Regions from separate parts of the Homo sapiens genome. Here all the other regions are linked to region 1. A link is a loop called in an ENCODE intact Hi-C map of the cell type or tissue named here. Cell type or tissue: endothelial cell of umbilical vein. All regions are shown on one strand. Region 1 has its middle 100 kb from the start of MIR466. Region 2 has its middle 5.1 kb from the start of MIR466. Region 3 has its middle 52 kb from the start of MIR466.

Region 1 (8,000 bases):
CTACAGGCGCCCGCCTCATAGTGGACTCTTAATTACGTTCTCCACGTGCTAGCTGGATGCCTTTTGGTCTAATTGTTACACATTTGGCATGGACAGCACACAGAATGGTGCCTTCAAAAAGGCAACCAGATAGGCCTCACTTGGCTCCTGCAAAGCACCAGTAGCCGTGCTCTGGAAGCGCAGATCCTTTTGAAGTTGAGAGTAATTTCTCGCATCAAAACCTGGAAAGAGAGCTTGTGAATGAGAAGTTCAGTGGACTTCTGATAACGCCTAATTTCATGGAGTGCCACAGCACCAGGCCTGTAGCCATGAGGTTTCTTCACTCCTCAGTAGAGGGCACACCATTGTGGGCAGCTTTTGCAGCCAGCTGCTTCCGGTGCTTTACCACTGGTGGATTTGGAGGCAGTGTGCTTTGTAGGAGTTACGATATGAACACGTTGTTATCTTCCCCCTTCTCCTTCCTCTGCAACTTGGCAAGCTAGAGGCAATGTTGGGTGGTATGGTGGCAGCTGCAAACATTCCTGTGCCCCTTTCTCTTGATGTTTAATCTCTTGGATCATTGAATTGGAAGTTAGAAAACCTGGGTCTTACATTATTTTAGTCACTACGTCTCTACGTGATCTTGGTGGCATCCTCAATCCCTTCTGTGTGATCTTGGCAACCCCTCAAGCTCTTCCATATGCGACCTTGGACAGATTCTCTGTGCAACCTTGGAGAGTCCTCCCAAGTTCTGTGAGTCTGAGCTTCTTCATCTGAAAACAAGTGGGTTCTACCATGCGGGTCCTTCCAGCTCCAGAATCTTATGGCTCTGTAGCTTGGTGATGCAGTGGATTTCACGAAGCCACATTTGGCCTGTTGTACTGCATAATCTGGCACACCTACTCCACCCAGACCCCAAAATCCTTCTCAGAAGCTGGAGTAGTGAACTCTTCCTTGCCTCAGAAGGCTGTTCTAGAGTTAATGAATTAATATCAGCATCGCTTTGAACTCTCCATTGTTGGAGAAGGATGTTATAAAGATAAACTATTGCTTATTATTATTTTTAGACATTGCCTGAAGGGAGATCAGACAGCACCATCAGCAGCAGGCCTGCAGCAATCTACTTAAACTGGAGCTTTCTTCCTCAAACAGCCTGCTCCTTGATTTGAAATCATAGGAGCACACGAGGGAAGAATGGTTCTGCAGCTCAGGGTGACAGAAGAATAGAAAATAAGTGGTCTTTCCAGAATATTTATGGGTCACTTTATGTTTCCCAGTGCGTACAGGGAGGCATGTTGCAAAAAAGACATGTTTAAATCAATACTTGGGATATTTTTTGCAGGGCTCACAGTGATTTAGGTTTTTAAAATATATGTAATGCCATATTTCTAACACACTGGGAGACAGAATCCACTCGGTTCTTTTATCCAGGATGGTAAATCACAGAGCTGTTATAGAGATGTGAAGTGGGCATTAAGTAAAACACAAGTAGGCAGAGATGAACCCTTCTGAAGTGTCATTATCTATTTCAGTTTTTAAAATGAAATTGGGTTTTCCTGTTTAGCCTGAAGTATGGTTTCCCATCTCTAGATATACAAGCTCTTCACAGTGGGTGGGGAGGGGAATGGTGTATGTATATATGAGGGAGTGAATAGGAATTGAGGGCGGGGAAGGACTGGAGAGAAGAAAAGCCCCTTTCTTATACAGTGTGAAGTTAAAAATAAAGTTGGCTTGTGTAGAGAAGTTATAGGTTCTAGGGGGTGAGGATGGGGCAAGATTACACAGAGGCGGTTAGTTAACTGAGCTTAGGAAAACTGAAGAAAATCTGCCTGTTGGGAATGCAATTAATAGGTGCAGATGACTGATGGGGCCACACATTACATGTACAGAGGAAACACAAAGGAATGGGAGTGTGTAGATCTGATTTCAAGTACAGGTTTGCTAACAACCAACCATGAGTTGGACCAATTTACTTAACTCTCTCATTTTAGATTTTTCCCTCAATAAAATGAGAAGATGCACACACAAAAGATAAATAAAGTTGGCTTGTGACAAGCTGCATCAAACTTGTTTCAAAAATCTTCATTAGGTACCTAACAAAAAAGAAAATCCAAATAGCCAATACAATTGTGACAAGGTGCCTAACATTATCAGTCATCGGAAAAATACAAATTTAAACCACAAAGAGATACCGCTACACATCCATTAGAGAGCTCAAATTAAAAGGAGTAACAATACCAAATCTTGGTGAGGATATAAAGTAGACCTCTCAGACATTGCTGGTAGGTGTGCCCATTGGTAAAACTGCTTGTACCAATGAAAGCATTTGGAGGTATACTAAAGCTGCACATGTGCCTATTCTATGGCTTAGCACTTCCATTCTTTATATCCACTTGAAGACATGTATAAGACTGTTCATATCACCATTATTCATAATAGCCAAAACAGGAAAACAACTCAAATATCTATTAACATATAATGGATAAACAAATTGAGGTAAATTTACACATTACACATCAACAAGAAAAAACAAATTATTGCTATACACAGTTTGGATGAATCTCACAAATATAATGTTGAGCAAATTAAACCATATTCAAGGGAGCATTTATTTTACGGTTTCATTATATGAAGTTCAAACAAGCAAAAGTAATCAATGGTGATAGAAATAAGACCAGTGGTTACTTTTAGGAATAGTGTTGATTAGGAGGGGCCTGGGAGAACCTTAAGGAATGCTAGAGATGATCTATGTTTCAACTTAAGTGGTAGTTGCACATGTATAAACATATGTAAAACTTTACTGAGATTTACATTTCAGATTTGTGCTTATTAATATGTCAATTAAATATGTCAGTCAAAAACGAAAAAAAGTTAAACCCCATTTGGCTCTAAATTACTGTGAATTAGACCCTACTAGTGTTTTCTGGGGAAAGGAGACTTGCCTGTGTCTTTCCATTACATTGTGAGCTCCTTGAGGGACGGTAGGGACTATTTAATTTTATTGCTGAATCCACAATGTCTAGGGGCACTACATGTCTGTTCATTAACTTTACTAAATGTTTAGGACCTGGTGAGCACCCAGATTGAGGTGAAGTTAATGACATTTGACATATTTCTTCCTTTTACAAAATGAGTAGTTTTTATTTCTCAAGTCGTGTTCCTTCTTACGGCCTTTAGAAAAGGGTGGAGCTGCTCAATGGACTCTTCCTCTTATAAATAGTAAAGAGGAACTAAGGATTAACACTACCCTTCCACTGGAGGCAGTGTATTATGTCAGAAGAATATGGGCTTTAGAATCAAACAAATTAGGGGCAGACTCCTAGCCCCACCACTCCCAGCTTTGTCTAAAATGAGTTTAATGATATTTATATGACAGGGTTATGATATGCGTTAAATTTCTAATTTTGAGAAAGCAGTTGGTATAATGTGCCTAGCATGTAGTAGGTGCTTAGTTAATACTAATCTTGTCATTCTTTTGTTGTCTTATTTTCCAGAATCAGATTTGAGATGCTAGCCTGCAAAAATGTCACTTCCTGGCATTTTTGCCACGTAGTCTAACATCTCAAATCTGATTATGGAAAATAATACCAGGAAGTGATATTTTGTTTTTATTGTTGAGTCATAGCAACCTCCCAATTTCAGAGCGGACACTTCCACTGTAGCTATTGTATCTAGCTTTAAGTTCAGTGGACACTTCCACTCTGAAATTCTGCTCATTATCTTGCCTGCATAAGACAGAAAACAATTCCCAATTGTCCTGTGAGAATTACCAAAACTCTTAACAGAGGACAAAGAATCCCTTCAAGGTAATGATGAGGGTAAGGAAGTCTGACAGTAAAATTATTTCTATATCTCTTCATGTATTTCCTCAGAGCTTTTATATCTGCCCACTTTAAAAGTTACTCCAAATCATTTACTGGACACTTTGGGGGCAGTGCATTAACTAAAATCAAGTGCATAGAACATGTTCCAAATCCATCAAGATGAAAAGATATAAATCTACACCTGTGCCAGCTGAGCTTCAAAATCCTTTCCCCATGATTTCCTCATATCTCCCCAAAGATCAATGGTAAGTTGTTAAAATGAAATCAGATAGAAGGAATGGGCTCCTAGTTTTAATTCGAGGGGAAAAGGAAACGTTAAACCATATGTAATTATGAGGTCAATTGCCCTGAGTTTGGACGTTTTTATAATACTAATGAAGGTTAAAGAGGCTGGGTTATGGAGATTCAAGAAAATGAGAATCTCACGTTAATGGTTCTTGGGGACTACTCAGTTTTGCTCAGGCCCAGAAGTAGAAGAATAAAATAAGATGTGACAACCTGTGAAGGTTGTTGAGCAATGTAATGTTCTTAACTTGTATAGTCTTAACTCCTGTCAAATTTTTTTCTTAGCCAACAATTGCATAGACAAATATTTTCTAAACTCTTCCTTATGGAAAATGTGCCCTACCTGTTTCTGTGAAACCAGCATCCCATGCACAAGGAAGTTTGGGCATCCCAGCACACCTTGTCTACTTCTTGGAGATTTAGATTTACAAACATGCAATAAAGAAATTTTCTTTGTTGCTAAATCAGCGTTTCTCTGAATGATTTGAATCCCAGAGTCCTATTTTAAGAGTAATGGCCCACGGAATACAGTGTGGAAAATGTTGACATATACAGGCTGTCAGTGACTGAAACCTAAAACTAAAAGTATCCTTCCTCGCAAATGTCAGTATTATACTTGGTTTTCCAGAGCTTTTTAGAATCTGTTCAATTAAGATTGTAAACTAGTACAATTTACACTCAATATGTTATCTCTAGAACTTAAAGTCTATCATCAATTCCATATGAAACTTACTATATTTTCTCTATTTATTTTAATAAAGCCTAATATCCTAAATTCAATTATGTAAAAAAAAGTAAGGTTGAAATTTGCAATCTTATGTTCACTGAAAGTATTCTCTTATTAGCATAGGTTCCTATGCCTATTTCATATGTTTAGGTCCAGGTCGGTGTACACGTGTCTTTTCCAGAGTATATAATTCTTTTTGTTCTGATTTCTCATATGGTCTCTTCCACTGTGGATGGCCCAACATAGTAACAAGATTATGGCTTTAGAGTGGGACTGATGGTTTGAATTCAAGCTCTAAGCCAAGTTACTCCAACCCTCTTGGCCTCAATGCTCCCATTTTTAAAGTCTGGGTACTAAAATTTACCTTGCACAGTTGTAAGGATTCAATGAGATTTTCTCTGTCTCTCTGTCAGTTTGACATCATTCTCCATGGCACACAATTGTTGAATACATGTTGGTTCCACTCCCTTCTGTAGTTGGAGTTGATGACCTTTTAAATGTGTCTGTTCCTTTCATTTTAATGATCTAATACCACACAAACACACACTGAATCAACGTTTGCTTTTGCTAAAAACAGCCATTACTGAGTACATATTGCTTGATATGTAACTGACAAAGAGTAGCTTAGATTTGTTTTCTGCCCTTAGTATTTTTTATAATTTTGTGGCTATAACTTACAAAAGTCATCTTGGTCCTAAAATTGTAGGTCACTATTAAATGTCATGCTTATCTACTTCAAGTTGCCTTATAATTGTCACCTGTGGCTATTGTTTTCTCCATCTCCTATGCTGACGATGCAAATGGTGGAGCTTGTTTCAATTTTCTGAGGTAAAAATGAAAATTTGAGGAAGGAGCATAGTCGTCACACTTAAAATTACAAGCTGCCACTTGAAGGGACAATACTGATGCCCACTGGGGGTTTGTTCTTTCCCAGTCATCTCTTCAGGGGACAGACCCAGACTGTAGCCAAGGCTTGGTTACCAAGTAAATTGATTTAAAATAAGTTTTCAATAATGAATTAAAATTTGACTGAGTTATTTGCCTGCTTTTTAAATTGGGGAAGACTAAAATGCATGCATGTTCTATAGAACATCTGACTCAAAACTTTGAAGACTAGGGAAAAGTGAAGTGTGTGTGTATGTGTGTTTGAGACATGAGGAAGAATGAATGTATATGTGAGTATATGTGTTTTTACACATTGAGAAAGACAGGAAAATTTATTTAGGGTGAAATGTGAGTTTACTAGTTTGGCTTAAAACATTATTGGACAATAAATAAAGGCTTTCAAACTCTTCCAATTTTCCAGTTAGGGTCTGTCTTTCAGAAGGCAGGGAAATGCCATGATTTTTCAAAATTGGAATCTCTATGGTAGGAATTTGTTAATATATGACATTTTCTTCAGAAATATCCAATGTTGACAGTATAAATCTAGTCTTAGATAAAGGTTTTGTTTTGTTTTCTTCTAGACCAGCACCTAATGTTCTATTGTGTACTCTGAAGATTATAGCTGCTATTATTTTCTAAGCTGGCTACTTTCATACCCAAGAACCTGCCATCCAAGAAGACCTGGACATTTGCAGTACTTACCTATTGAGAAATTATCAATAGAGTTGATTTTTATTTTTATTGAAATTTTTATTTCAATAGCTTTAGGGGTAAAAGTGGCTTCTGGTTACATGGATGAATTGTTAGTGGTGAAGTCTGGGTGATAGAGTTTTCTTAAAATTTACTTTGTAATTATCATGTCTTCAGGGATGAAGAAAGGAAAGCAAATATTGTATGAACTGTAAGAACTGTTACAGGAAAGCCACCCTGAATGGATCACTCTTGACTTGATTATAAGAATATATTTGTCAATGTAGGAGAAAATCTTAGTGGCTGAGGAAACTACATATTATAAGAAAGGTGGTGTACAATAATATACAATAAATTGTAAACTTCAAATTTAAACTCAACCTTTAAAAAAATATTGATCGGTATAGTAACAGCAGCAGCAGCAGCAGCACCCTCATCCATCAACAACTCTGTTGTGCAGCTGCACAGTCACATGTTGGTCTAAAACTCTTACAGCTTAAAAAAGACCCAGAACTCGTTGGAGGTTATTTGATTCCACATTACTTAGATCAGGGTTTTTCAACCTCAGCACTGTCATTTGAGGTGAGGACATTTGAGGCCCAACATCAGTTTGCACGGTAGGATGCTTGGCAACATTCCTAAACTCTACCTACTAGATGCTGGTTGCAACTCCCCACCCCTAATCTGCTTTCTTTCAGTTGTGACAACCAAACATGTTTCCAGACATTGCCAAGTGTCTTTTTGGGAAAAAACCCAGCATTTTTTTGAAAACCACTGTTTTAGAGCAAGAGAAAATAAGAATAACCCTAGAACATTCTGTGGTTACCAAGAAACAAGAATACTTCTAAGAACGTTGGAGAAAGTGATAAAAGTTGGTGATTCAAGAGGGCATAAAATGTTATGATTTTCACCAATTATAGTGATAATAATAATAATAGCCAATAGAAGCTAGTCGGATTTGTTAAAAGTCATGACAATGGTGATGGTTAAAAAGGAAAAAGTATACAAAAACGAAAGTATAATACAAAAGAAGGATGAATATAAGTGTATGTTTAATTTTTATTGATTTTAATAAGTAGGAAAAGATGAATATAAATGGACGTTTTATATACTCAGTTAAGCAAGATTTACTTAGGATATAGGTACCTAATTTTTTTCTTTATAAATAAGAAGAAATTAACAAAGCATGTCAGTAAGCCAAAAAGGAATGAAAAAAGTAGTGTTGACATTGAAAACAGGAAAGATTCATTGGTGTTAATGGTTTCATATGCTAACCAAGCAGAGGGGCTCAGTAGTTAATTAAAAAAAAGTCATAAACATTAACTGTATAAGAAGAGGGCCTAACAATATGTTACAAAATTATAAATTGGCTAAATAGCCTGAAAAGGAGAGTTGACTACAAACCGACTAATTTGTCAGGTGAAGAAACTTCTTTCTGACCCTACTAATTTTAATACTTTTAAATTTTAATAAAATACTAATAAAATGAGTGGTTTAAGCTCATCTATTAACCTCTTAATTTGTTATTGAGTATACAAATTCTAGTTCCATTTATTTCTTTAAAGTTTCCAATTTTCTACTCAAATTCTCCAGCTTATTTGAATTTCGAA
Region 2 (8,000 bases), 99 kb after region 1:
AACAAATCCCTATTATTTAAGCTATTTTCAGGAAGGTGCTCTCTCACTTAGAAGCAGGAGGGCTATTTGGCTTATATGTGCTAGGCTAGCAATGTGTTGTTTACAGCCAGCAACCACTTTGAAGACTCAGTCACGTGTTTTAATTGCCCAGTGCCAGTGCTGTGCCATTTAAAAAATATTTCAAATATCACCCCATTTCTAGAAGTATCTAACTGATAAACCTCCTATCCAGTCTTTTTGCGGCTAGCCCCTTCTATTCCCTAATTTATCTACTGAGTAATGACTGACCCAGGAATCTTCCTAGAACATCTTTTTCATCATATCACTCTATTTTGGAGAGCCCATAGTTTAAAGATGAAATTTCTCAACCTGACCTTCAAGGTCTTCCCCATTCTGGCCCCAACCTACCTGTCTACTCTTCTTACACTCATACATAAACTTTTACTGCTACTACTAATAATACCACCTACTATTTATTGAATGCATGCTCTATCCCATATACTGTGATAAGTGGTTTACATGCATCTCCCCATATAATTTGCAGAATAATCCCAAAGTATAGATAGGAACATCAAAACCATTTTATAGAAGAGGAATCTGAGGTTTCCGAAAGTCATATGTGAACAGGAAGCAGATTCCAGGCCTTCCTAAATAGAACAAGCACATTATAATTTATTATATAATGTATTCCCATGTGGACTCTATACTTCTAAAGGGCATATGCATGTATTTTAAAATTTGGCCAGTGCATTGTACAGTTCTTGCATGCATGGTAAATGTCTGAAAAAGTATTTGCTGAATAAATGTTCCCCAAGCTCCATATGGGAGACTGTCTGACACCATGACTTTTCCTTTTGAATCTCTCTCTGCCCATGTCTTCTTCCATGACACCACTTTGTGGTAAAGGAGAAAATTATCCCAAGACTGATAAGAAAAATAATATAAATCAAAATTAACTGATTTAAATATTCATTGAGGGCATGTGGAGAAAAGGGGAGTTTCATGCATTGCTCGTAAAAATATGAGGTGTTTCTGCCTTTTCAAAAAGCAATATGGTAGTTTCCATTAAGACTACAAAATATATATTTCCTTGGACCCAACAATTACCAATTGTAGAAATCTATCCTGCAGAAACACAAACACTGATACATAAAACATATGCAAAAATGTGTTTTTGCTACATTGTGGCAAAAAATGGAAGATATATGGATGTTCATCAATAGTGAGATAGCGGAATAAATTATGGTATATACTTATACCATGAAATCTTATGTAGACATTAAAAAAGACAAATTAGAGCTATTCAAGATGATTTTGAAGAATTAGCACAAGGTACTGTTTTCAATAAATGCTAGAGGCAAAAAAGAATGTGTAATATAATCTTTTTTATAAAGTAAATAATGACAAAGAAGTGGTGTGCATCTGTGTGTATGTACATGCATGTGTGCGTAAATTATATAAATAAGGAGGAAAGCATGAAAGACAAAAAAAAAAGTTGTTAGCATAAGTTACTTGGGAAAGAGGGTAGGGCCAGCTAGAGTGCCACTTTGGAGATAGGGTGAAGCAAACTATTGAGATAAAGGAGAAAATGACACTGCAGTTAAAAAAAAAAAAATCAAAGTTATGCATGTAGGCAAAATCAGGTATATGTGTGAGTATATGTGTAAATATACTAAATTAGAAGTAATAAAATAGGTGACAACAAACACTTATTTTAACCCCAATATATTCTGCAAACACATTCCGACATTGTACCTATGAATAGAGAGATCACATCCTACTCTTAAGATTTTATTTACCCCCATAGAAAGGTCCTGTTTTCCCCAGTCTTGGTCTTGTGATCGCACCCATCCTCCAGTCTTTCTTTGAAGAACTTGAACAGGTTTGGTAAGGATCATTTTGCTCTCAATAGGTTGGATGCCTTCCTATGTTTTGTTTAGTAAGATGTTGCTTACTTAGGCAGTCAGGTATATGGAAACAATTAACCTGAATTTTTTTTTCTTTCTGGTTTTCATGTTTCAGCTTCAGCCAGCCTAGGTTACCTTTAGTCACTTTGAGAATTTCACACACATTCACATTCCTGAGTTAGATACTTACATTGAGATTTTTGCTTTGAATACAGCAAAGCCAACATGCCCTAGGAAAATTCTCCTAAAGGATACATTCCCCTAAAGGAAAAAAGAATGAAAGATACAGATACAAACTCATTTTTTCAGAAAAACTAAATAACAGCAAAACCCCAAACTGCAAAACTGGCGGAAGTGCTATAAAAAGCGGTGGAACCCAAGCAAAGGGGTACGCATGAAGCAGAGAGAAACACCATGGCCAGAGAGCTTAGAGATGGCCAGAAACAAGTCACCCATGAAAAGCGAAAGCACACACTCAGGTGAAAAATATCTAAATCCCAGTGGTTGCTGGAACTCCCCAGACCTGTATTCCTTTCAAGAAACAAAGGAGATGAGGTTAAATGAATTACACAGGTAAGCCACATCTGCAGGAAGCAAGGTGTTTACATGGCAGTGGAGGAGACACAAGTCCTTACATTGCAAAAAACCCTATAGTTGTCTATCTCCATTAGATGGGGAGAAGGAAAGGGTAAACACACATAAATACACACACACACACACAGCAAACAATATTCAAGTACACCTGTAACAAGAAATCTACACAATAATTGTTGCAAAAAATACCCATCAACTTCAATGGTGAGTAATGAAACATGTAGAGTACAGGATCAGTGTAAGAAACCAGAAAGAGTGATGAGAAGCAATAGTAAACAGTGGCCGAGAAAGATACGTGTTTAGAAAAAAAATATTACTATCAAAAAGATAATAATCGCAACCATTTTTCCATTATGACTAAATAAACCTAACAATCCCATCACCTTTGTGGAGCTAGAACAAAAAGCAGAAATGTAAGAGCTCAAAATAAAGATAGTGCCTTAGTCAGTTTGGGCTGCTAAAACAGAATACCATAGACGGAATGACTAAACAACAGAAATTTACTTCTCATACTTCTGGAGGCCGGGAAGTCTAAGATCAAGGCATCAGCTGATCTGACATCTGGTGAAGGCACTCATCTTGATTTGGAAATGACCATTTTCTCTGTGTTTCCTCACATAATAGAGAGGAGAAGAAACATTATCTCTCTCCTGTCTCTTCTAAAAGACACTAATCCCATTCATGAGGGCTTCACCCTGATGACCTAATTACCTCCTAAAGTTCCCACTCCCAAATACTGTCACATAGAGTATTTAGGCTTCAGCATATGAATTTTGGAGGGACACAAATGTTCAGTCCACAGCAGGTAGTAAGAATACAAGAAGAAACCAAACATGACCTTAGCAAAAAACATGAAAGAGCATATTAAATAGTAACTATTAAAATATTACATAACCATTACAAAGGTGTCTATTAAATAAAATAAAATAATTGACTAAAAGTGGATAGTAGAGGTGAAGGAGGAAGGAAGGAGAAAGAGAAAATGTATTAAATTCATCATTTATAGTAAGAAATTAATAGGTAGTGTATAAGTTGCAGTTATAAAGATAACTGCTAGCACAAAAATACATATGGTACTAAAGATGAGAAGAAACACAAAATATAAAGCAAAAGATGACACGTTAAAGAAGTTTTGAAGCTAGAAAAAGAAAGCATAATATAAAATAGGATGATAAAAGTACTTGTCATATCCGTACTCATAAATGGGCTAAAATCTCCTGTGGAAAGAAAAAGCCTTTCATATTGGGATCACTACAACATATCCTAACAAGTCTCCTGGACCTCAGAGATAATGAAAGAATCACCTGGGGAGTCACCTATTAGGGGAAAAAATCAGCTGGATACAGATTTTCCCCAGCAACAGTCAGTGCTAAAAGACTGGAGTAACAGCTACAAAACCCTCGAGGAACTAAATAAGATTCAAAGATTTGATACTGGGACAAAAGTTGTTCAAGGCTAAATTCAACAGATCAGAACAGAAAACCACACAGAAATTGTTTTTCCTGTAAGCCTTTCTTGAGATGTCTACCAGAACAAGGGTTTGCAAACTATGGCCCTTGGGCCAAATCCAGCTCACTGCCTGATTTTAAAATAAAGTTTTATTGGAATGCAGCCACACTCATCATTTACATATTGTCTTTGGCTGCTTTCCTGACACAATAGCGAGTTGAGTAGTTGTAACAGAGACCTTATGGCCTGCCCAGCCATATATATACATATACAATCTAGCCCTTTATAGAAAAAAAAATGTTGACCCCTGAAGAAGACTGTAAGTTCTTTAAGGGTAGGAGGTCTATTTCAGTTTTCCTTATATGCTTAGCACTTATAACATATAAGAAATGCTCAATAAATATTTGCCAAATGAGTAAGTACCTTAGTTCTCATTCTTTCACCTTGAGCTCACTCACCCCATCTGCTTCCTGAATCGCCGTTCTTTTTCTTCATTCCCTGAATAGACCCTTGGTAATAGGAATACAGGAAAGTAAATAACTTTTCAGTAAAAGACTGCAAGAAGCCACAAAGAGTTAACACGCTGGCCAAACACTCAGCAGACTAACAGTGAGTTAGTCTGTGCAGAATTGCATTGCATTCTCTGAATTTCTTACAGCTTCAAATACTGCTAAGAATATCTTACATTTGTGCAATGATCTACAGATAACAATTTACTTGCTCTCTTGTCCTTTCTCTGCCTGACTTCCATTAAAATTTGTTCTGTTCTCTTATAAAAAAAAGTTTGAAGGGAAGAACGGCTATACTTAATAGGCATAGAAATTAAACTACAGGATTGCTTGTTAAATCAATCCTATTTCTCTCTCCTCAAAGCTTTTTTTGTCCCTTTTCCTACCCCTCCCCTTTTATTCATGCTAGGTTAGCTTAGACACTTGAGAAGCTTCTGAGCACCGGGGAAAATGGACATCAACCAGAACACCTCCGTTTTCCAAGAGGCAGTAAATTGATGGTTGAGAATGGAGGCTCTAGAGTCAAAGCTCAATTTTAAGTCCTCGCTTTGTCTCTTATTAGCTGTGTGGCTTTGGTTGTGTTATTTAACTCTTCTATGCCTCAGCAACCTTATCTGTGAAACGCATATCGTAATAGCACCTACTTCATAGTGTTGTGGGAAAATTAAATGTTTTAGTGTAGAATAAAGCACTTATAAAAGTACTTGGCACATAGTAAGCATTCACGAGTGTCAGCTAATGTTATTGTTGCTGTCATCATCCTTCACTCTCTGCTGTTAAGGGAACAATTAGCCAGGGACTGGTTTACTCAGTGGTATCTGCAGCAGAGCTATGAGGAGAGTGTGGATAAGAGCGCTTGGACGTGCGTGGCTCTCAGGCTCCTAGAATGAAGTGTTTTCTTTCCTTTGATCTCTGCAGGGTAGTGACTGCTCTACGGGCCTCAATAGCTTCACGTGATGTTGATTTCTGTATCTTGTTGGTTATGGCCAGTGTTTCTTCAGGAATTCCACTTTTAGTTGATTATTCAGTGAAGCTGGTAAATATGATTCCCTGCAGCTCCAGGAAGAAGTAATTTCTGGTTTTTGTTATTTTTGGAAAACTTCTTTGTATGCCTCATTGCTGGTTAAATAGACAAGACTTCTGCTTGCTAGATTTCATGAATTTGGGGCTTTCTAGAAAGCAATACATTATGCTGCTTTAAATATTAAGTGTCCTCAGGATGGGGAACATCACACCCTGGGGCCTGTCGTGGGGTGGGGGGAGGGGGGAGGGATAGCATTAGGAGATATACCTAATGTAAATGAAGAGTTAATGGGTGCAGCACACCAACGTGGCACATGTATACATACGTAACAAACCTGCACGTCGTGCACATGTACTCTAGAACTTATAGTAATAAATAAATAAATATTAAGTGTCTTAAAGAATTACTTTAAACTGATTGCCATGAATAGGATTCACTTTATTTCAGAGTCGAAGAAAGCAGTTCATGTTATAACATGCGGTGTCTGAACGCACAAATCAGGTATTCATCTGATTTTGGCCACTCTAGGACTATAAATAAAACCGTCAGTTCATCAGGTTCCAATTTTCTATCTATAGTCATTCTCAGATTTTTTTTTTTTAATCCTGGGATGTTCTTGGGACAATAAAAAAGATTAGCTAAGAGTGACCAAATCCGCACCCTAAATTTAGTACTATGTTACACTGACTACATACTGTATGAGCTTTAAAGCACTGTAACAACTCACAACAAAAGTTATGTAGTAAATTCTGATATAACCTTGAAGTCTCCACCCTAAGGAGGGAGTGCTGACTTTCAGACACTGAGCCCAAGCAAGTGGCCTTTACACTGGTTTAGTCTGGTTTCTTTCTTGCACGGTCCAGGTTTTGCTAACTTTCCTCAGAGAATCCTGAGCCTGCTTTGCTGGCATGTGTTTCCTTTTGTCCCAGTTTTTGTTACTAGTTACCACAAATTCTTAGGCTTTGTGATATACTTCCCTTATATTCCCTTTTAGCACAGCTCCCATAATGTATCTCTGGAAGGTTAAGTCTGGCAAAACTGGCCTTTACTACTTTACTAATTATATATATATATATGAATGGCCCTCATCTGTTTCCTTGGGGTGGGCTATTTTTCTTTTAAGAAAATGAAGATGATTTCCTCTATGTTTTTTGCAAAAATTCATTATGACGGTAGGAGTGAATATGATCATGGAGATAATGATGTTGATGTTAACAATGACTGCACTTCCTACTACCATGCCATCCTCACAACAACCCCTATAGAGAGATTTTTATATTATTTAATATTTAGTTATAATTTATTCATATAAATTATTTGCAAATATAATAATTTATTGAGAATATTATTTGTATATTCCTTTTACAGACAGGAAAATTGAGGCTAAGAGAAGTTAATTAACTTGCCCAAGATTACATCATTAACACATTTTTGAGCTGGAATTGAAACCCAAGTCCAACTGTCTGTGGAGTCCCAGGTTTTAACCACTAAGATAATAAAAATATAAACATTTACAAATGTAATTTTAAATTAGGAGATCAGATGTGCAAATCTAAAGATTGGGTCATGGACTAATTAGGAATCATAATTGTGTGGAAGTAGCTACCGGCTGGAAAGAACTCTAAGGATTCATTTTGTCCACACCCTGAACCCACTCTCCTCTACTGGGCCATGAATTCTTTTAACGACTACTTAGAATTTTTAAATATTTGTACCATTCAAGGATTTTTATAGTCTTCAAATATCTTTTGTTTTCCATTCTGTTTTTCATAATGAAAAACAAAAACTCAGACCTTAATTTTCATTTAACTAAGTTAAGGTGTATTATCTGAGGTTCCTCAGACAACAGTAAGAGATAATAGACAGGAATTAATGACCCCATTCTTGCATTAGTAGCAAGTAGCATTTTAAACTCTTTGGTTGGTTTCTAGGATGTTGGTTTTACATGTGAAACTTGGATGAATGAGCAATAAAAAGAGAATACTTGAAATGTGTATTTCCTGGCTTCTGTGTTGTCGACATTTGGAATGGTGGTTTATTTCCCACAACCCAATTTTAATATATGTTTTATTCCGTGCATCATTTTGTAAACATAGTAGAGGCCCACCACATGGCAATTTGATTGGCATGGTTGAATCTAGTGCTCGTGTCCTGAGGCTTCTGAGCTAGTGTGGAGGGAGGAGTCCTTTGTAACATGTCTCTGATCAAATTATGCTTTCTCTTTAATTTGTTTACAACTCAACAGCACCTTGGAAGCAGCTAGGTAATTTAGATGGCAGGCATAATTTCATATTTCTTAGGTTTATATTCAGGGCCAACTAAAATAAGGCCTTTATTTCCTCTAATTCATTGTAAAATAAGGAGGTCTTGGGTGGGTGTGGTGGCTCATGCCTGTAATCCCAGCACTTTGGGAGGCTGAGGCGGGTGGATCACGAGGTCAGGAGTTCAAGATCAGCCTGGCCAAGATGTTGAAACCCCATCTCTACTAAAAATATAACAATTAGCCGGGTGTGGTGG
Region 3 (8,000 bases), 51 kb after region 1:
TCTGACAGATGAGTTGGCTGTACATTTTATTTGATCCAAACAGAAAGTACAGCACATATGGGCTTTATCTTCACCATTTCTTGCCCACACAGCATGGTCATTTCTTTGGTCAGCAGTTTCAGGCCACCACCTGTAGTCTAGACATAAAACAAGGTAGAGCCACATATAGTCTTTGCATTAACATCAACAAACGAATAATTTATTGATTTGCTAATTGTTCCTCCTTGTTGTGTACAGGTATCATTAGGAAAAACAAATACATTTAGGCTTCAGTGACTAAAAGTTCCTGCTTTGGTTATTGAATTCACTGAGACTGGTTTTTAAATTTTGAGATTAAGATGAGTGTCTAGGCCCGCAGCGAGTGAGCAAATTAACTGATTTGTTCTTGGAGAGAGAAAAGAGGTTGCTTAAAATGGCAAAGAATGGGGGTATGAGTGGCAGGGAGATGCAGCTATAATGAATCAGGAAGCAGTGGATTAGGATTCAGAAAATCTGGTTTTGCTATTATTTGCTATATAGCTGTAACCTACGCATATTACTTTTTTAAATCCCTAAAGTGAGAATAATATCTATCTTATATGGCATGTTTTAGACTCTTAATGCAAACCCTGAGACAAGAATTTTGAGTGAAGTTTCTTTATTTTGGATGTGATCCAAGGAAGCATAGTGAGGTAATTGATGAGCAAGTGAGAGCTATGGGTAACTGGGGGTCAATACCATGAGGATGCTGTATTGTTATCTACCGCTATGTAACAAGTTGACCCAAAATTTCGTGGTTTAAAATAACAAGTATTTACTGCATTCATATTTTTTTACATCTGGAATTTGGAGCGGCTTGTCCAGGCGGTACTGGCTCAGGACTGATCTCACATGAAATTATATATAGCCAAGACATTAGTCAAAGCTGCAATAATCTAAAGGGATGAGTGGGGTTGGATCATCTATTTCCAAGGTGGCTCAGCCATGTAGCTTGTGAACTGGTGATGGTTGTTGGCAGGACCTACGTTCCTATCTGCATCAACTTCTCCACAAGTTGCTAGAGTGTTCCCATGACATGGAAGCTGGCTTTTCCCAGTAGAAGTGATGCCAAAGAGAAGTCGCCTTCTTATGACTTAGGTTTGGTCATAAGTGATGCTATGATGACATAGCATCACTATCATCTTCTGGTCATTCAAAGTGAGTCACTTAGTATAGCCCACATTCAAGGGAAGAAAACTCAGTCTCTATCTCTTGAAGAGAGAAGGTTTGAATAATTTGTTAACATGTTTTAGAACTACCACACACCCTGTGTGGTACACACTTCAGAATTTTCCTTTTCCCTGAGAGTGAAAGGAACTGAGTTATTGATTGGTTGAAGATACTGGGTGGTGTGCTGCAGGCAAAAGTGAGTGAAATTGAGAGAGAGAGAGAGAGAGAGAGAGAGAGAGAGAGAGAGAGAGAGAGAGAGAGAGAGATGTTCTCCTGTTCGGAAGGAAATATAGGAGGTTAAGAGATACTCTCTGAGGTCCTAGGGTTGCTGAAGAGCACTGTTGATAAGCTGTACTGACACAGACTGATTCCTGTCCACAAGAAGAACCAGTGGTGCCCAGGCCAGTTGAGAAATCTGAGCTCAGTTTAAGCCTAACTCTTACTTAACAATCTCCATTTATCATGACTGGAAGAACGTGCCTTTTCTTACCGTTGTATTCTTCAGCTGAAAATGGGATTGAGGATTTTGTTCTATTTCCTAAGACCCCCTTGCTTGCACTAGCAGATTATTTCCAAATGCCATATAAATGAGAGGTATTTATAAACATATACACATACACTTACATCCACAAAGACAAATTGCACCCCTCTCTGCTTTGCTATTTCTGGTGCTAACCTTCATTTATAATGCCATATTTATGTAATTACAGTGCTGCAGCGGTGGATCATGATTTCAAAATACAATCATAATCACCATCAGAAGAAATGCGAGAGAAGATGAAAAACAAATGCAAAGCAATTAAAAAAGGATGAGTTTTCCTACTGAATGAGTGAATGTGTTTTCCCATTGCCTCCTCCTACACTTGGGCCTTGGGATGCTCTGCCCCTAGCCATGTGTATGTGTGTGGGGGTGTGCATGCACGTGTGTGTGTGCGTGTGTGTGTGCTTACATTTTTGCCCTTATTATGAATCTGGGCCTGGGATTAGAGCATGAATACTCACTGAAGTGGCTTATTACTTGGAGAATACCATCCTTCTGCTTGATTGGATTTTTCTGTTTAAGCATCTATGGTTTTAGTGGTCAGAGGGTCCTGGCCACAAAGTTTATTTTATGACCCATGTACCACCCTTCACATCTCCTCTTATAAGGACACTTTTAGTACATGACTTCCACAGTAGTGCAGTAGTATTTTTTTAAGTTTTTCTATGCTTGAAAAATAATTTTCCACTTCCAGAATTTACCTGCCCCTCCATCCTTGCTTTCCCAATCCCTGCTCCTTCCATTATCCTTTTGCAACACCCCTCCACCTCCATCACTGACCGAGATGCCTGAAAATTCAATAACATCCTATTATCTCTGCTGGGCAACTTGCCAGCTAGAAGCTCAGAGGACTGGTCACTTTGTTTTGGGGACACTGCCTTTCTTGCTTGTTGCATTCTTGCAAACCTGTGGAAACACTGAATCCCTTTGCACTGCCTGGAAAGTCATTCTTTGTATTGATTCTTTTTTCTTTTTTCCATTTCTGGCTTGGGGTACAATGAAGGCACAATATATTTCGCCAAATCTTAAAACCTTAAAGCAATTTGTGCATCCAATTTTGGGGCTGCCTTTTTCTTCCAGAAAGTTCCCTGAGGCTATCTCATATAAAATCTTACTTTGAATAACATATTTGGACACATTGATGAAAACATTCCTTTAGTGCATTGCCAGTTGCCAGATTGGAGAAAAAGACTTCAGGAGAAAAGGAGGGAATATTTTAAATTTGCTTTTGACTGTGGCTTCAAGGAGTAATAATCACCCATTACTTTGGATCAGAATCTTCCAATGACTCAAGAGCACATATTTTTATCATTTGCTTTCTGTACTCTCATCCTCTTTATCCCATGTTACTCTGTTCCTGTGAGAGTTGGGGGGCAAGGAAAAAATGTAAGGAAGGGGTAGAGGTGAGAGAATTTAAATGGGAAGTCTGATTCCTTTTTATTTTTTCATAAAGTGCCACACATGCAAGTCCATGAGTATCTCAACAAATCTGTCCCCCACATCCAATGCATCTTTTGTACTGACAAGGAGAGGGGGTTGGAAATGTCATCTGTAGCCAGCTTATATCCTGTCAGTGTTAAGGTTTTATTCTTGTGACTTTATAGTTCTCAAACTCTTTTTAAGGGTCACTGGAGGGTGATCTTTTGTTTAAGAGATGGGTTAGGGGAGGGAGTGGGTTTGTGTGTGCCTCTTGGTCTATAATAATTATGGCTGACATCGAACTTAGAAAATAGGTTAATTTCAAGAAATTCTTTTAATTTCTTAATTAAATAAGAAACAACAACCATTAGTTTATTTTAAAATAAACGTTAACGATTAAATACGAATTTTTAATGTAGATCCCTTTTACTGATTTAGGGCAAAGAGACCTTCTTTCACTAGGAGTTGTTTCCTCTAACTCAGTTCACCTCCTATTGTATCTCATCTCTGGCTTCTGAAATCTTACTCCTATTTTAATGGCTGGCTCAGGATTTCCTGTCTACTGTTTCTTCCATCGCTGATAGAGTTTCCCTTCATCTGCAGCGACCACACATACTCTAATTAACTGCCCAGGATTGCTATGTTAGAGGAATGGGGTGGAATCTAGCAAAGTGTAGCAAATTATTTTTATCTCCTACTCCCTGTTAAGCAGCAGTTGTTATTCTATTATCTGTGTTTTGAATCTAGCTGTTTGATCCTCAAAGTCTAAAAGTAGCTTCTGTGCAGTTTTATGGTGGTATGGCTGTTACTTGCTGCTATAAATTCCTCTGGTTGAGCCACATCCGCTTGCCACATCCTGAAAATACACTCAACTATATTTTCCCATGCACACCTATATATTGTGGCGGCCTGTAGTGACATTGCTTTTTTTTTTTTTTTTTTTTTTTTGAGATGGAGTTTCGCTCTTGTCACCCATGCTGGAGTGCAGTGGCATGATCTCGGCTCACTGCAACCTCAGCCTCTCAGGTTCAAGCTATTCTCCTGCCTCAGCCTCCTGAGTAGTTGGGATTACAGGTGTGCCACCACGCCTGTCTATTATTTTTGTATTTTTGGTAGAGATGGGGTTTTGCCATGTTGGCCAGGCTGGTCTTGAACTCCTGACCTCAGGTGATCCACCTGCCTCGGCCTCCCAAAGTGCTGGGTTTACAGGCGTGAGTCACTGCACCTGGCCAACATTACCTCTATACACATTTATTTTTCCCTTCCTCACAAACCCGCCAGTTCTGAATCAACAGCAAGTACAACATTGCCATTTCTCGCACACCATGCTGACCTTGTTGTTTCTTATTTAGCTAATGATGTGTTACAGTTGGCATTTCACTGGGAGGTTTGCAAGAGTCAGTCTCTCTTTTTCTAGTGCTACAATTAGATTCAACAAGAGAGAAGAGTGCTGTGATGGGAAAACTTTACATTCTCAGACATTATTTCCATCTGGGCATTTTGAAAAGATGAAGAGCAGGCTTGTCATTATGTCTCCATCTGATAATGTGGTTAATGTATCCTTCATAAAGCTCAGCTTAAATAGGGAAAAACAAGGGAATTGCAATGGTGCATTTCCATGACTTCTGATGGCAACACTCTAATTCTTCTGCCTTGTTGTCTTTAAGCAAAGAAGGGAGGAGATGGGAAGAGGAAAAAGAGATAATGTAAAAGGTAGGCAAAGGGAATGGCTTGGATGTGCTCATACCTGAGGCAGGAACAGGTTGAGGTTAGTACAGTGCTATCGAGTTTCTTATGTTACCTTCCTTCTGCTCTTGCTATTGACTTTGCTTTCTCCTAATTCTGGCTTGCTCGTGATTCCTCATGGCTTCTAAAGGTATTTCATGGCCTTCTTTGATGTACACTGTCATCGTCTTCTCTTACTCATTTCCTGTTTCAAATATCTGAGGAAGAGAATCTGACTGGCATAACTTTTTTTTTTTTTTTTTGACAAAGTCTTGCTCTGTCACCAGGCTGGATTGCAGTGGCAAGATCTTAGCTCACTCCAACCTCCGCCTCTTGGGTTCAAGCGATTCTCGTGCCTCAGCTTCCCAAGTAGTTGGGATTACAGGCACATGCCACCACACCCAGGTCATTTTTATATTTTCAGTAGAGACGGGGTTTCACCGTGTTGGCCAGGATGATCTCATCTCCTGACCTCATGATCCGCCCGCCTAGGCCTCCCAAAGTGCTGGGATTACAGGCATGAGCCACAGCACCCGGCCATAACTTGTCTTTTTACCTGTGGCCACTCCAGAGGTCATGGAGAGGCTATGGTTTGGCTGCTCTTGCTTTAGATTTGCACCCCTGACTGAGACCAGAATGGCCAGGCTGCATGGTATAAAACATATCCTCCTGGGGCTACATGTTCTGCAGAGGCTGTGGGTAGGCACATTCTGGGGTATGGTAGGTGGCAGCCATTATCACCTCAGGTTCTCCAACACAGCAGACACAAGCTATTCATGCTTGTAATTAATTTTGTACCCTACATGAACATAAGGCAAAAGAGCCCACAAACAAAGGGATCTAGCAAATGGCAATTGTAGGATGCTCGTTGTTGATACATTTGGTTCAAAACGAAAGGCCTCTGTGTTAAAATCCACAGCAGGAAACAACAACAACTACAAACAAAAAATCCTCAAGAGTGGTTTTACTAATGAAAACATAGATAAACAATCATTTATGCCCTCAGAGAATGAATAAAAGATCAAAGTTGGAATAACAGAACACAGAGACTTTTTTTCCCCTTTTTCTGCTTCAGCAAAAATCACCCAAGGACTGAAAAGTTCACTATTCTATTGCTTCTTGTATATGAATGCAAATGTATATAGGCCAAAATTCAGGTGGGGTTTTTTCCTGCCCCTTGAGATCTACGTAAATTTGCCTTTAACTCTCAAATTCCATGGTCCACAGAGCTTTACCTCCAAGATTTCTGCTACTTTCTAGAATGGGAATGCCAGTAGATGAGTCAGTGTGTCCTGTTGGCTTTCTATACCACTTGGGTTCAGCTACCTCGAGTGTGCCTTTGTTCTGTAATTTGTCCATTCTAGTAGGAAACTGCCATTTTGCGGAGGGTTTCGCCCTCTCCCACAGTCCTGTTTCTCACCTGTCTCTTCCAGGTTTCTCTAGATGGCTAAAGGTCTTCCATTTCTATTTCTTCTCTTTTGCAGAGCAACTCAACTCTCCCTCCAGATTTATTCTCCTTAGTTTTAACTCCTTAGCCCTCAAAAAACCTAAACAGAATTGAGGGACTTCCATTCAGTCTCTATGCTTATAAGGAGGCAGTAGGCATTATATAGTAACTCGCACATAGATAGCAAATAAGCTATATAGTACTTTATAAAAGCCCCCACCAAAATGTGAGATTAGAACCATTATCTCACTGCTGTCAATGAGAAGACTTGAGTACTGAAGTTAAGTGAAGAACTTGGGATCACTACGTAACTAGTGTGGCAGGTTAAATGCCAATGTGAAAGTTACGTTAGGTTCCAGTAGATTCAAGGAATGCCATAGGTTTCATATACTTGTATTTCAACAAGACTTTGTATCAATTTGTCAACACATCTTTGGTGGAACTAGTGGATCTATGTTTCTGGACAATTGGGTGGATCTGTTTCTGGCTGAACGGCCATCACCAGAAAGTGCTTATTAGTGAATTACTATCAAATGAGAAAAAGTTAGAATGGATTTTTGGCACTTTGTGGCATCCGAGTACTCATGACCTCTCGTGACAGTGCCCTGAATTCATCTGGGGCAGGAAGTGCAGGTGGAATCCTTCTATTACAGCTGCTAAGGCATCTCATTGGCCAGATCCTTCTTCTTACTGCCCTGGTACAGCCAGGAGTCAGTCATGAGACCTGAGCTCAGCAAAGAAGACCTTTCTCTGGGCTCTGCAAATCTTGAACAGAGTGACACAGACAAAGAGATGATGATTAGAGCTTATTTATTCCAGAGCCAGCCTCTTAGGCTAGACTGTCTGATGTACCTGATTTTGGTTCTATCTGGTTATGTTGTTCCCAGGCATGGTTCCTTGGCTTTCTTTTGATTTCTTAGAATGTGTTTTTGTTAACTGTAATCAAAGGACCTAAATGAGAACAGATTTCTCTAGTGGTACGTCAAATTCTGTCCATGACTCTCTGTCTTGTCTGCCATTACTTTTCAATATCTGAGATTAAAATGTGGATTATATCAGGGACTGGAATGATTACAACAAATTGGAATGATGGATAAAAACAGGCAAAATATGACTAATAAAGATGATTGCAGATTGGCATTTTAGATGCTAAAATCTAACTGCACGCGCTGAGTTAGGTAAGTGGTAGAAGCTTATGTTAACTGCAATAATAGCAATAACTCCCGTTTAAGGTATACAGTGCAACAAATCCCACAGATTGGGAAATTGAGGCTGGAGATGACTCAGCTAACATCTGGTGGTAGTAGAATTCAAACACAAGTTCTGGGTTTTTCCCTAAGGCTATAGGTAGTAGCCAAAGCTGCAATCATAGAAGATTTAGCCAGAGACCAGAACCAGCAAGGGCAGTTCTGGGGTCCAAAGGCTGTGGTGAACTCAGGTATGAGCCAGGGGGCGTTGTAATCCAGGGGCTGAGGCAAAGCAACCTGCAGGGGAAAATTAAAATCAAAGTGGTGTTTTATGTACTGCCAAATACGACACAGCAAATATGTAAATTCTCCCTGAATCCATCTGTAAGTTTAATGCAAATCTTATCAAAATCCCAGTATGATTTTTCCTTTTTCAATTTTTAAAATTATGGTAAGATACACATAGCATAAAATTTACCATCCTAATATTTTA

Evidence for each region. Hi-C counts contacts between places; a loop is a spot of excess contacts. Peaks named below come from ENCODE experiments on the same cell type or tissue, not always from the same donor. Only the 100,000 strongest peaks of a DNase experiment are listed, where the experiment ranks them.
Region 2: a loop joins it to region 1, with 6 times the contacts of the local background. A loop is called at or near these places in 5 of 110 quality-filtered maps.
Region 3: it touches region 1 in a loop (4-fold over the local background); 5 of 110 quality-filtered maps call a loop at or near these places.

Annotation. Positions count from the first base shown.
Region 1 is chr3:31,261,433-31,269,432 of GRCh38, reverse strand. It overlaps the pseudogene H3P11. Among named protein-coding and RNA genes, the nearest start is that of MIR466, 100 kb to the right of the region's middle. In endothelial cell of umbilical vein, no CTCF peak of the experiment used is centred here; a DNase peak (open chromatin) is centred at 3,602; H3K27ac peaks cover 1,789 bases.
Region 2 is chr3:31,162,878-31,170,877 of GRCh38, reverse strand. No RefSeq gene overlaps it. Among named protein-coding and RNA genes, the nearest start is that of MIR466, 5.1 kb to the right of the region's middle. In endothelial cell of umbilical vein, no CTCF peak of the experiment used is centred here; DNase peaks (open chromatin) are centred at 4,157, 4,277 and 5,397; H3K27ac peaks cover 2,068 bases.
Region 3 is chr3:31,210,034-31,218,033 of GRCh38, reverse strand. No RefSeq gene overlaps it. Among named protein-coding and RNA genes, the nearest start is that of MIR466, 52 kb to the right of the region's middle. RefSeq lists an enhancer at 4,687-5,886. In endothelial cell of umbilical vein, no CTCF peak of the experiment used is centred here; a DNase peak (open chromatin) is centred at 3,823.